Linked DNA regions of Homo sapiens: region 2 is linked to region 1. The links are chromatin contacts, found by Hi-C or POLR2A ChIA-PET in ENCODE. All regions are on one chromosome and are shown on one strand. Each heading gives the region's core, a stretch centred on a gene start or an enhancer-like site at or near the end of the contact. The rest is flanking DNA. Distances are from core to core; before and after follow the strand shown.

Evidence for each region. Hi-C counts contacts between places; a loop is a spot of excess contacts on that map. ChIA-PET counts read pairs that join two places held with the same protein, here RNA polymerase II (POLR2A). Pooled maps may share reads with other maps.
Region 2: a pooled map shows a loop between it and region 1 (7-fold over the local background). The contact joins the enhancer-like site here to the promoter of SLBP in region 1. A Hi-C loop is called at or near these places in 3 of 50 pooled maps. POLR2A ChIA-PET finds 5 or more read pairs at or near these places in 8 of 52 experiments (GM12878, H1, HEK293 and 4 more).

What each region holds. Positions count from the first base shown.
Region 1 is chr4:1,710,706-1,716,688 of GRCh38, reverse strand. SLBP (stem-loop histone mRNA binding protein) reads left to right here and starts at 4,370. Exons shown (of 8, transcript NM_006527.4): 1 at 4,370-4,559; 2 at 4,699-4,815. The coding sequence starts at 4,501. It overlaps TMEM129 (transmembrane protein 129, E3 ubiquitin ligase), which reads left to right. Exons shown (of 4, transcript NM_001127266.2): 4 at 1-737. RefSeq lists enhancers at 845-944, 1,255-1,324, 1,445-1,554, 3,534-3,823 and silencers at 3,954-4,863, 4,874-4,993.
Region 2 is chr4:1,832,539-1,838,422 of GRCh38, reverse strand. LETM1 (leucine zipper and EF-hand containing transmembrane protein 1) reads left to right here. Exons shown (of 14, transcript NM_012318.3): 4 at 1,851-1,994; 5 at 3,441-3,578; 6 at 5,476-5,679. Among named protein-coding and RNA genes, the nearest start is that of LETM1, 21 kb to the left of the region's middle. Within about 2 kb of position 3,787, at least 5 of the 41 ENCODE cell types and tissues checked have a DNase peak (open chromatin) inside an H3K27ac peak, as active enhancers do; they include GM12878, where a contact is called at or near this core.

The DNA.
Region 1 (5,983 bases), core at 3,121-5,620:
GGCACTGCTGTGGTGTGGGAGCAGTCCTGGGGCTTCCTGGTGGCTGTGACCAGTTGAGGGGCTGTTCCTGGGTGGGGTGGCAATGGGAGGACAGGTCAGAGCGCCCTCATTTGTGGGGCTGCCCCTCCGGGTTTCTCATCCTGTCCTTGGTGCCTTTTTCTGCCCAACAAGTCCAGGGAAGGCCGAGGTCTCAGACTCCTGGGTAGGGGTGGGGGTTTGAGTTGAGGACCAAAGTGCCATAGCGACATCCAGAACACAAGCCCACCAGGGGTCCAGCCCAGGCTACCCACTCCCCTAGGGTCTCCCAGGCTCAGAAGGGGATGCACGCCCCCTGTGGTCAAGCCTCTGGTGGGCGTCTTGCCCAGTTCCTGATGGTTCAAGGGGAGGGGGGATGTTGGCCAGGCCCCAGGGCACAGCCCTGACACAGGTGTGGCTACTGGAGGGGCCTTCATACCTGCGGCCCCAAAGCCCCTGGGCTTGGCTGTTTGAGGCAGAGGTGATGGACTCCGGGGGCCTGACACTTGGGATTTGGGAGGCTTCCTAGAGCGCTCAGCAGGTGAAGGCAGCAGGGGCCATGGCCGGGAGCCAGGCCTAGCTTTGAACTGAGTTTCAAGGGCTGCCAAAGAGGGGCAGTGGGTTGGGGTTGTTTTTACTACAAAATAAGTTACTTAGTTTTATAAAGACAAACCGATTGTAGCCAAATGACACCATATTTAATAAAATTTAGTCTGAAGTGATGTACTGTGTTTTGTGTTGCCCGATATTAAAACCAAACTTTTGTCATAGTTGGAGAATGGCCTGTGGGTATTGGAGAAGCCACCTTAGAGGTGGAATTGCGTGCGTGGCGTGCTTTGTTCAGAATAAGGAGGAAAAACCCATTGGTTGGGAGGCGGGTACAGTAGGAACCTTCCCCTCTGATTTCTGGTTAGGGACTCTGGGGTCTTGAGAACCCCTGACCCAGGGCCCTCTGCAGGAGCAGGGTGGGAGGGGCAGAGACACGTCCTGGGGGAAGTCACTGTGTGGTCGCCACTGCGGCTGCTTCCAGATGCAGGAACTGATGTGGGGACACATGGGTAGCCAAGGAGTGAGCAGCCTTTCCGGTTCACTTATGTTTGCAGCTGCGTCCTGTGAGGACACCAGGCTGTCTCTACTGACCTCACTGTGGGTCAGGGTGGCCCAGGAATTGCCAGCCGAGCACCTAGGGCAGCCAAGACAGCAGCCTGGGGTTCCCCACAGCACTGGGCCCTCAGGTGAGCACCCCAGCAACCGGACAGTGAGTGCTTGCTGCCTTTTCCCCATTCTGCTTCTTGACCCACAGGATGGTTCTTGGGGAAACAGTACACGTAATCCTATTGAAAGATATGACAGTGGGCTCTAGTTTCCTGCGCTACGAGTGTCTTCAGATTCTTTCCAGCCTGGTACTTTCACTGGCATTCTTTTGCATACACAGCCAGGCGCTGCTTTAACCAACAACAGAGATCCAGTGAGCATCTACTGAGGGGCTGTTATGGGCCCTGACTGTGCCAGGCCCTGTGACTCACAGGTACTTGGGACTCTTTGGCTCTGTACTGTTAACTTAGAGAAGAGTTTATTTCTTCTAAAAAGTTACAGCCTGACGAGAATCGCTTGAACCTGGATAGCAGAGATTGCAGTGAGCCGAGATCGCGTCACTACACTCCAGCCTGGGCGACAGAGTGAGACTGTCTCAAAATAAAAATAGTTAACAGCCTGCAAGATGGCCATCCCTCAGACTGGAAAGCACAGCCTCTGGCCAAGACCAGAGATGGGCACTTCAGAGGAGGAGGAGGAGGGGTTGGGGCAGGAGGTTTATGCTGAATGGGTTGGCTAAACATGCATATTCAGCAGGTGACAGGAGGAGCTATGAATATTCATGAAGGCAGTCCTGACGCATGCATCCTGAACAAACATACAATCCACATTCACTTTGGGGTGGAGACTTAACATTTAAAATGTATTATAATGAGGTTCTACACAGGCCAGAAGTGGTCCATCACTGTGGTCTCTTATCTGGACCAAGTTACTGAAATCAGTCTCTTGTCCAATGAAACTGTAGTTATGGCTGGTGGAATAGGGGCTGGGGGATCAGTCAGCATCCGGTGGAACTGCAAATTGGTTTTTATTGTTTTGAGACAGGGTCTTACTCTGTCGCCCAGGCTGGAGTGCAGTGGCGCCATCTGGGCTCACTGTAGCCTTGACCTCCCAGGTTCAAGGAATCCTCCCACTTCAGCTTCCGAGTAGCTGGGATCACAGGCACACACCACCATGGCCGGCTAATTTTTTTGATTTTTAGTAAAGATGAAGTCTTGCTATGTTGCCCAGGCTGGTCTCGAATTCCTGAGCTCAAGCGATCCTCCCACCTCAGCCTCCCAAAATGCTGGGATTACAGGTGTGAGCCACAGTGCCTAGCCTTTTTGTTTAAGTTTTTTGTAAAGATAGGGTCTCGCTGTTACCCAGGCTGGTCTTAAACTCTGGACCTGAAGCAATCCTTTTGGAGGCTTCAGCCTCCCAAAGTGTTGGGATCACAGGCATGAGCCATCATCTCGGCCACTGCACTGTTCCAATATTGCTTAGCTCAAGGCCAGTGCTTATTGAGCTACTAAGAGGAAAAGAAAAGCAGTGTGGCAGTAGGAATATAGTTTAAATGTAGGGTGTGTGACTTAACCCTTGCCTGGCATGACCTTAGGTCCTATTCATAATTTGGTATCTTATTGCCACTGGTGTCCCCTTGACCGCAAGGGGGTCCATTCAGTTGTTGGGGGCTTAGGATTTTAATTTTTTTTGAGACAGAGTTCTGCTCTTGTTGCCCAGGTTGGAGTACAGTGGTGCAATCTTAGCCCACTGCCTCCCGGGTTCAAACAATTCTCCTGCCTCAGCCACCCGAGTAGCTGGGATTACAAGCATGCGTCACCATGCCAGGCTAATTTTGTATTTTTAGTAGAGACAGGGTTTCTCCATGTTGGTCAGGCTAGTCTCGAACTCCCAACCTCAGATGATCCTCCCGCCTCGGCCTCCCAAAGTGTTGGAATTACAGGCATGAGCCACCGCGCCCTGCCAGGATTTTATTTTTAGTTTACAGTGTTGAGGGTTATGGGATGCCCAGGGCCTGGGGAGGAAGGGGACAGGATGTGTCCGTCCTAGTCTGAGGATGACTTTTTTGAGTTCAAAAGGGGGCGGTGGACGCACCAAGGCACAGTCCTGAGGGCAGCAGGTGCAAAAGTCCGGCCCTCCCAGAGGTGTAAGGCCTTAGAGGGATCCCAAGCATCCCTGGGGCTCAGCCTCCTGGACCTGACCCCACTGCCCACTCTTTTGGCTGGTTCCACTCTCCCCTGCATCCCTCACGTTGTCCCCAACAGGAAGCTGTGGGAACCTGTTCTCAGGTGTAGTGCACCCGTTGGGGTTCTAGTTGGCTGGATCCGCGGGGCCGTCAGCTGCAACTGTGACGGCGGGGAAGCGGGACGGGATGGTGCGGATCTACAGGACCTCGCCTCCAGGTGGAACCTACCTGCTGAGCCAGGGATTCTTCAGGATACAAACCCAGTCAACTCCAGGCAGAGGGTGGGAGCGTCATGCACCGGCGACACAGTGGAGGACGTCATGGACGGGCAGGGAGGCAGCGGCAACCGAAACTAGCGGCTCAGTCGGTGGCCGGTGTGCGGTCAACGGCCAGGGCAGTGGGACCGGAAAGACTCAGTGTAGTTGTCAACTGTTGCGACCTAAAAGGTTACTCCAAAACTTTAAGCGGCTCAAAACAATAGACGGCGCGTACGGGGCCTGCAGCGGCCACGGGACCGTGGGAAGCAGTCAGTACCCGCCACAGGCCGCGCCTTCCGGGTTCCGGGTTCCGGGTTCCCGCCAGGGAGGAGACACGCCCCCACCTGGGCAGGAACCAAGCAGAGCCGCGCTCCACCCAGGCCGGAACCAATGGGAGATGCGCCACGACCCAGGCCGAGAAACGTGCCGCTTACCCTTCCCCCACGACCTGCGCCGCGTCGCGCGCGGCCGAATCTCCCGCCAAAGCTGCCCCCGCCCGCCAAGGCGCGACCTATCAGCGTCGCAGAGGCCCGCGGCGGCCCGGCCGCCTCAATCCCGCGGGTGGGGGCAACCTTTTCCTCAGGCCTCTCCTCAGCCCACGGCGTCCATCTGGCTCCCGAGCCGAGGGCCGGGCAGTCGGGCTTCGCGGCTGCCCGCGGTCCCGAGGCCTCGCCCTAGCCCCAGTCGGCTCGCGAGGCGCGCACAGCTGAGTGGACCCCTGCGGCGTGGCCCGATGGTCTCGCCCGACCCGGCGCGCGCGGGAGGCCGAGGGGCGGGGCCCGGCGCCCACATAAAGGCGGTTGGGGGCGGGGCGCGCAGAGCTCGTGAGCGCCGGCGCGGGGACGCGGGTTTCTGCCTCAGGCCCTGCCCTGCTCTACTCTGCGCTCTCTGCCCGCGCCGCCGCCGCCTCAGCCTCGGCCCTGCGCTGCGCGCCCGGCCCGTGCTGCCATGGCCTGCCGCCCGCGAAGCCCGCCGAGGCATCAGAGCCGCTGCGACGGTGACGCCAGGTGAGGCCGGGCTGCGCGGCGGGCGAGGGAGCGCGTGCCCCGTGGGGCGGGGGTTGTGCGGGGCCGGGGTGTGGGAGGGCGGAGGTTGTAAGGCGGTCCCGAACCTCCCGTGCCCAGCCGACCGCGTCCCTCCCCGCAGCCCGCCGTCCCCCGCGCGATGGAGCCTGGGACGGAAGCGCAGAGCCGACGGCAGGCGCTGGAGGCCCGAAGACGCCGAGGAGGCAGAGCACCGCGGCGCCGAGCGCAGACCCGAGAGGTGGGCGCGGGACCCGGGGGTCGGGGCGCGGTGGGGCCCTTGACGAGGCCGCGGGCTCCAGGGACCTCGTCGCGCTCTCGCGGTGCCGGGATCGGTCAGGTCGGCACCCTGCGTCCTTTTATCTTGGTCTCCGCGCGGCCCGTGGACTGGGGCGGCCGCAGCAGGCCTGGGAGGCGCTGGAACACTCCGGAAGCCTCTTGCCAGGATGGGAGTCAGCTGAACCGGCGTCAGCCCGAGTTAGCCAGTTCGAGTCTGTGTTGTGCTCCCGGGAGAGGTCAGGGTCTCTGACGAGCTTCTCGTGAACACGTGGAAGTCAGGGACACCCGAGTCCCGAGGAGAAGTGAGTTGACAGGGCTTACCTGCTTGGCCATTTTCTGGGTTAGGCAGTGTGCAGGGAGGGTGGAGATGCGAGCGAAAGGAGGGCTTGATGGGGTGGGACGGCCGAGGAGGGTCTGGAGGAAATAAGCAGGGGTGCCAGTGGTCGTAGTGGCGGGGCTTTTCGGGGCTGTGGTTAGAGAAAACTTCTCGAGGGGCTTTGGGGTGGCTCGTCCCGCACTGGGGGCTTGTTGCTCCTGAGTTCCCTGAAAGGCGTGGTGACTTGGCCGAGATGGAGCAGTGAAGGTGGAGGGAAATGCGTGGTTCGGGATAGGCTTCTGAAGGCAGGACCTGTGAGACTTGCTGATGGGTTGGGGATGGGAGGCGTGAAAGGAAAAAAAAAAATCGGACCCAACTTCACTGTGCCAAAAGGAAAAAATTATGCTGAGCGCGGAATCATGCAAGAAACTACCTTTGCGTTACTTTTTTTTTTTTTTTTTTTTTTTTAAAGACAGGGTCTCACTCTGTCTCACAGGCTGGAGTGCGGTGACGCGATCTTGGCTCACTGCAGCCTCCCCCTCCCGGGTTCAAGTGATTCTCCTGCCTCAGCCTCCCCAGCAGCTAGGATTACAGGCGCATGCCACCGCGCCCGGCTAACTTTTTGTATTTGTAGTAGAGACAGGGTTTCACCATGTTGACCAGACTGGTGTCGAACTCCTGACCTCAAGTGATCCACCCACCTTGGCCACCCAAAGTGCTGGGATTACAGGTGTGAGCCACCGCGCCCGGCCACCTTTGTGTTTCTTTTTTTTTTTCTAAGCAGATACCTACAGATACAAGATTAAATATCTCC
Region 2 (5,884 bases), core at 2,538-5,037, 120 kb before region 1:
GGCCTTCCTTTTTAAAGATAATCCTGGCCGGGCGCAGTGGCTCACACCTGTAATCCCAGAACTTTGGGAGGCCGAGGCGGGCCGATCATGAGGTCAAGAGATCGAGACCATCCTGGCCAACACGGTGAAACCCTGTCTCTACTAAAAATACAAAAATTAGCCGGTCGTGGTGGCGGGCGCGTGTAATCCCAACTACTCAGGAGGCTGAGGCAGGAGAATCACTTGAACTCGGGAGGCAGAGGTTGCAGTGAGCCGAGATCGCGCCCACTGCACTGTATCCTGGAGACAGAGTGAGACTCCATCTCAAAAAAATAAAAAGTAAAAAAAAAGATAATCCTGTGCACTGAAATGTGCTCTAAAAGGTTGGGATTTGCAGTTCTGCTTTTGTGTTTACAAACATTTAAGAAGTTATTTTCTTGGTTGGGTGTGGTGGCTCACGCCTGTAATCCAGCACTTTGGGAGGCCAGTGCTGCAGATCACCTGAGGTCAGGAGTTTGAGACCAGCCTGGCCAACATAGTGAAACCCTGTCTCTACCAAAAATATAAAAAAAAATTAGCTAGGCGTGGTGGCGCATGTCTGTAATCCCAGCTACTCTGGAGGCCGAGGCAGGAGAATCGCTTGAACCAGGGAGATGGAGATACAATGACCCAAGATCAGGCGATTGCACTCCAGCCTGGGTGACAGAGCTAGACGCCATCTCAAAAAAAAAAAAAAAAAAAAAACTTGTAAATTTGGATTTTAGTGATGGTTTTGCAATGTATAAATTTACCAAAAATCATCAAATTTATTTAAAATAGTTGAATGTTATGGTATGTAAATTACACCTCAGTAGAACTGCTAAAAAAATTAATGAGGCATATCAAAAAACACATGTGCCAGCTTTAAGGATATGTCCTGCCCAAATATGGCACCGTTTGGGAATAAAGACAGCCGTAAATTGTAAATCAGTCAAAAAATACAGGAGTCCATGGGTCCAGTGCGATAAAAAAACAGAAAAATGAATGTATAGGAAGGCAGGGTTCTCCCCTCCTGCAGATGACAAGATAGGAGAGTTAGGCAGCCACTGTTTTGTGCCCATGAGAGTGGAGGCTGGCTCAATGAGCGCGGGGTCGGGAGAGAGGCTGATGAGGAGGAGGACATTGCTGCTCTCAGGGCGTCTCCCTGGGAACGCTCACTTGTTGCCAGTGGAAACGCAGGAAACGTAGGAACTACATGGAACACCTTGGCCAAGGGACCCCTGTGAGCAGCACCAAGGAGGGGCAGCATCACCCGCGCTGTTTTCCAGCAGTTGTTCAGGCTTCACAGGGATTTCTGATTATTTCAAATTGGATGTTTCTTTAATGGCATCAAGTACTAGTTTGTTTATGTCAATGAAATACTTGGGTTTTTTCCTAATGATTGCTTTGTAGTATAGTCTTAGGAAACACAAGAGAAGCCCTCCTTATAGAGCACCCTCCAAGAGAAGGTGTGGCTCAGCCTATCCTGGTGACTCTCCACCACGCTAGTAATGCCCAGTCCTCAGCCTGCAGCCCTCACTTGCTGGCCCCCGAGCCCAGAGTGCTGGCCGGTGTCCTCGGAGGACTCGATCGCTGGGAGCACCCAGTGGCCCTTGGTGTCAGCACCATACCCTGCTTTTCTGGAGGCTGCTGGTACCTGCTTTGGACCCTGAGAAAGAAGTGGGTTTTGGGAATGGTCTGCTAAGTGGTTCTGGAACTTAGAGTCCTCAGTGGGTCCTGTGAGTCGCTGCCTGAGGTTGTGCCTATAAACCATTATAGGAGAAATGCTCACACCCCTTGCCCTTGTTCCCACATGTGCTCTGCTCCCCTCTGATGGATTCCGCCCCTTCCAGTTTCTCCGGATCTGCGCTGACCTCTTCCGCCTGGTGCCGTTCCTTGTGTTCGTGGTGGTGCCGTTCATGGAGTTTCTGCTGCCTGTTGCTGTGAAGCTCTTCCCCAACATGTTGCCATCCACATTTGAGACTCAGTCACTCAAGGTAAGGGCAGCATCCCAACTGCTTGTTTTAGAATGAGTCTGAAATTCATTGTGATGGCTTCCTTGTTTGTGACTTTTCAGGTGCTAGATATTTTTGAGACTTTATGTATCTTCATATTGTCCTTGTGCTGTGCAATAATTATTTAGTGGATGCTGGGTTTTGGATTTGTTTCTCTTTATTTCGTTATTTATTTATTTATTTATTTATTTTTGAAACAGGGTCTCGCTCTGTCACCCAGGCTGGAGTGCAGCAGTGCGATCTTGTCTCACTGCATACAACCTCTGCCTCCCGGGTTCAAGCGAATCTCCTGCCTCAGCCTCCCAAGTAGCTGGGATTATAGGCATGTGTGCCACCATACACAGGTCTCGCCCTGTCACCCAGGCTGGAGTGCAGTGGTGCGATCACGGCTCACTGCAGCCTCAAGTTCCTGGACTTAAGTGATCCTCTTGTCTTAGCTCCCGAATAGCTGGGACTACAGGCTAAGCCACCACATCTGACTAATTTTTTTTTGTTTTTTATAGACAAGATCTGCTATGTTGCCCAGGCTGGTCTCAAACTCCTGGGCACAAGTAATCCTCTTGCCATGACCTCCCAAAGTGTTATTATGGGTGTGAGCCACTGCTTCCAGCTCAATGTATTTTAAAATACAGGTTTTCTAGACCAGGAACACTCCCCTACCGGTGCTATAGGGGAGTCATGAGGTCCTTCTAGGGCAGGGTCAGCCAGCTGCAGCCCACAGGCCAGATCAGGACCCTGCCTGTTCTCAGCAGAGCCCTGTGGGGACCTGCGATGCCCAGTCATGTGTCTTGTCTGTGAGGCACCAGCAGAGTTAAGCATTTGTTTTAGACCACACAGCCATGAAGGCCAGACGCCTTCCTGTCTAGCCCATTACGGAAAGTGTGCCGATCCTTGCTTTAGGGAATCACACGAGTTTGTTTGTTTTTGTTTGTTTGTTTGTTTGTTTTTGTTTTGTTTTTGTTTTTTTTTTGAGACGGAGTTTCGCTCTGTCACCCAGGCTGGAGAGTGCAGTGGTGCAATCTCAGCTCACTGTAGCCTCCACCTCCTGGGTTCAAGCGATTCTTGTGCCTCAGCCTCCCAAGTAGCTGGGATTACAGGTGTGCATGCCTGGCTAATTTTTGTGTTTTTAGTAGAGACGGGGTTTCACCGTGTTGGCCAGGCTGGTCTCAAACTCCTGACCTCAGGTGATCCACCCACCTTGGCCTCCCAAAGTGCTGGGATTACAGGCATGAGCCACTGTGCCCGGCCCACACGGGTACTTTTTAAAACCATGAAATAAAAGAGTTTGAGAATGTATTGCACTTAGATGAGAGTCAGTGTGTTGTGAAATGTTTCTGGGAGTGGGGGTCGGGCACAGGCGTGAGATGTTTTCCTTGCCCGAACCACAGTCTGAGCAGTTGGAATGCAGTGCCCTCTCTGCCCTTGCAGGAGGAGAGGCTGAAGAAGGAGCTTCGGGTCAAGCTGGAGCTGGCCAAGTTCCTCCAGGACACCATCGAGGAGATGGCCTTGAAGAACAAGGCAGCCAAGGGCAGCGCCACCAAAGACTTCTCTGTGTTTTTCCAGAAGGTGCTGTGATACGTCTGAGTCCCTGTGACCTCACCAGGGAGCCTTCCCTGATTTTCTGTTTCCCTTTCGCTGTGCTCAGCAGAGTGGAGCTCCCCCAGGTGCTGGCTGGCGCTTGAAAGTTTACCCAGGAGGCTCAGTCGGGGGCCAGTGGAGTGTCAGGAGTCTGCCCCCACGAGCTCCCAGTGAGTTAAGCTGTGGTGGCTGCGCCTCGTCAGCCTTCAGAATTATGGGCGTCTGTGTCTCATCACCCTGCAGCTGTCCAGGAGCAGTAGAATCTGACCCATGAGGAGCCTGAGACCCTGATGGTGTGAGGTGTGGGTGGCTTGGCCGGGCTCCTCTGCTGGGCATTGCCCTCTGGCTGGAGTCAGTCAAGAAGATCCCAGGTCCCAGGGGCTGGTCAGAGGCCTGGACTGTGGGAGCAGTGGGGGCTGGAGAGGAGGAGCGGCCCTTGAGGTTTCCTGCGGTCATGTGGTGAGTGAGGTGAGGATGGGGAGACGGCAGCTGCCACGGACCGAGATCCCTGAGGACTAGATGGGGTTCACGAGGCCGGTGTTGTTGGCTTGAGGGACTTGTGCCACTTTGGAGTGAGAAGGATGTGTCTGAAGTGCAGGAAGAGCTTAAACCAGGGCCTAGAAACTCCAGCCATGCGTGTGCGTTGTCTGTGGGGTTTTCCCGCTGCAGCACAGAGGCGAGTGGTTTCCATGGCTGCAAAGCCAGAAATACTTGCTGTCTGGCCCTTGACAGAAAAGACTGCCAGGCTGAGGCCTAACCACGGAGAAGCCTCTCGGGAGGAGGCGACACAGCCATGGGGCTGCTGAGCCCCCCAGGGAGTGGGTGGTGGTTCCAGCAAGATGTTTTAGGGGGAGCCATGCTTTGGGAGCCTCACCCAGGACATCGTGCCTTGCAGAGCAGGAGGGGCCCGTCCCAACCTTTCCTGGGCCGCCCAGCTGCCAAGAAGGATGTGCTTGCAGTCACCTGCACGGGGGTGTGCTGCATAGGGCCGCCCCCAGGAGCACACCTGAAATTGTGTCTCAGAGCTGGCATCCTGCATGTTACGATTTGAGTTGGGCACCAAGTCAGCCTCGTCCTCCCTCATCTGTCACCTCTGCTAGGTACCCTCCTAGCCCAGCTCTTGGCAGAGACTGAGCTGGTGGCTTGTCCCTCAGGTGGTAGGAACTGCAGAGGATCACCCAAAGGGCCCTGAGTGATCCACGCTAAGGGACTCTAGCTCTCCCTAAAGAGCTAGATGGCCACCCCTCCCCCAAGGCTCAGGCAGTCATCCGTGGGAGATGTAGGTGCACACAGGTGCACCTCTTCCTGCCCCAGAGCAGCAGGGTCCCGGCCACTTCTGTGGCAGAGAGAGGATCACAGGACCTGCATGCAGCAGCCTGTGGGCCCGGGCGTCTCCCCCAGCAGACAGCAGCCTCAGCTTTGCTGGTTCAGGCAGGAGAGGTCCACAGGCCAGACGCCACCTTTCCCCAGGCTAGCCCAGCACCGGAGTCAGAAGTCAGTGGTTTGAGGCCAAGCTGGGCAGGTGACTTGAGGTCGGGTATTTGAGACCAGCCTGGCCAACATAGTGAAATCCCATCTCTACTAAAATACAAAAATTAGCTGGGTGTGGTGGCGCAGCCTGTAATCCCAGCTACTCGGGAGGCTAAGGCAGGAGAATCCCTTGAACCCAGGAGGTGGAGGTTGCAGTGAACCGAGATTACACCACTGCATTCCAGCCTGGGTAACAGAGCGAGACCCTGTCTCAAACAAAAAAAAAAAAGAAGAAGTAGTCAGTGGTTTGAGTCCCTGAGGATGAGAGGCAGCACCCTTTGGGAATGTGGTTGGTCGTGGGAGGGAGCCGGGTGGGCGCGTGTCCCGGGGATGACCCTTGTGACCACTTCCGCAGATCCGGGAAACAGGGGAGAGGCCCAGCAATGAGGAAATCATGCGTTTTTCCAAATTATTTGAGGATGAGCTGACCCTGGACAACCTGACACGGCCGCAGCTGGTGGCCCTGTGCAAGCTGCTGGAGCTACAGTCCATCGGCACCAACAACTTCCTGCGCTTCCAGCTTACCATGCGGCTGCGCTCCATAAAGGCAGACGACAAGGTGAGCCTGGCCATACTCCGCGCCACAGCTCTGGTGTTTTACCTTTTCGTTTCCTGATGATAAAAGCAGCATGTCCTCATTGTAGAAACTCTGGAAGATGCTGAACGATCGAAAATAAGCTCACTAGGAGTCTTGCCACTTGCAGATTGCAGATCCTTTGAAGATGGATGTCTTTTCTCTGGCACCTTCTCGGATGATCTCTCTG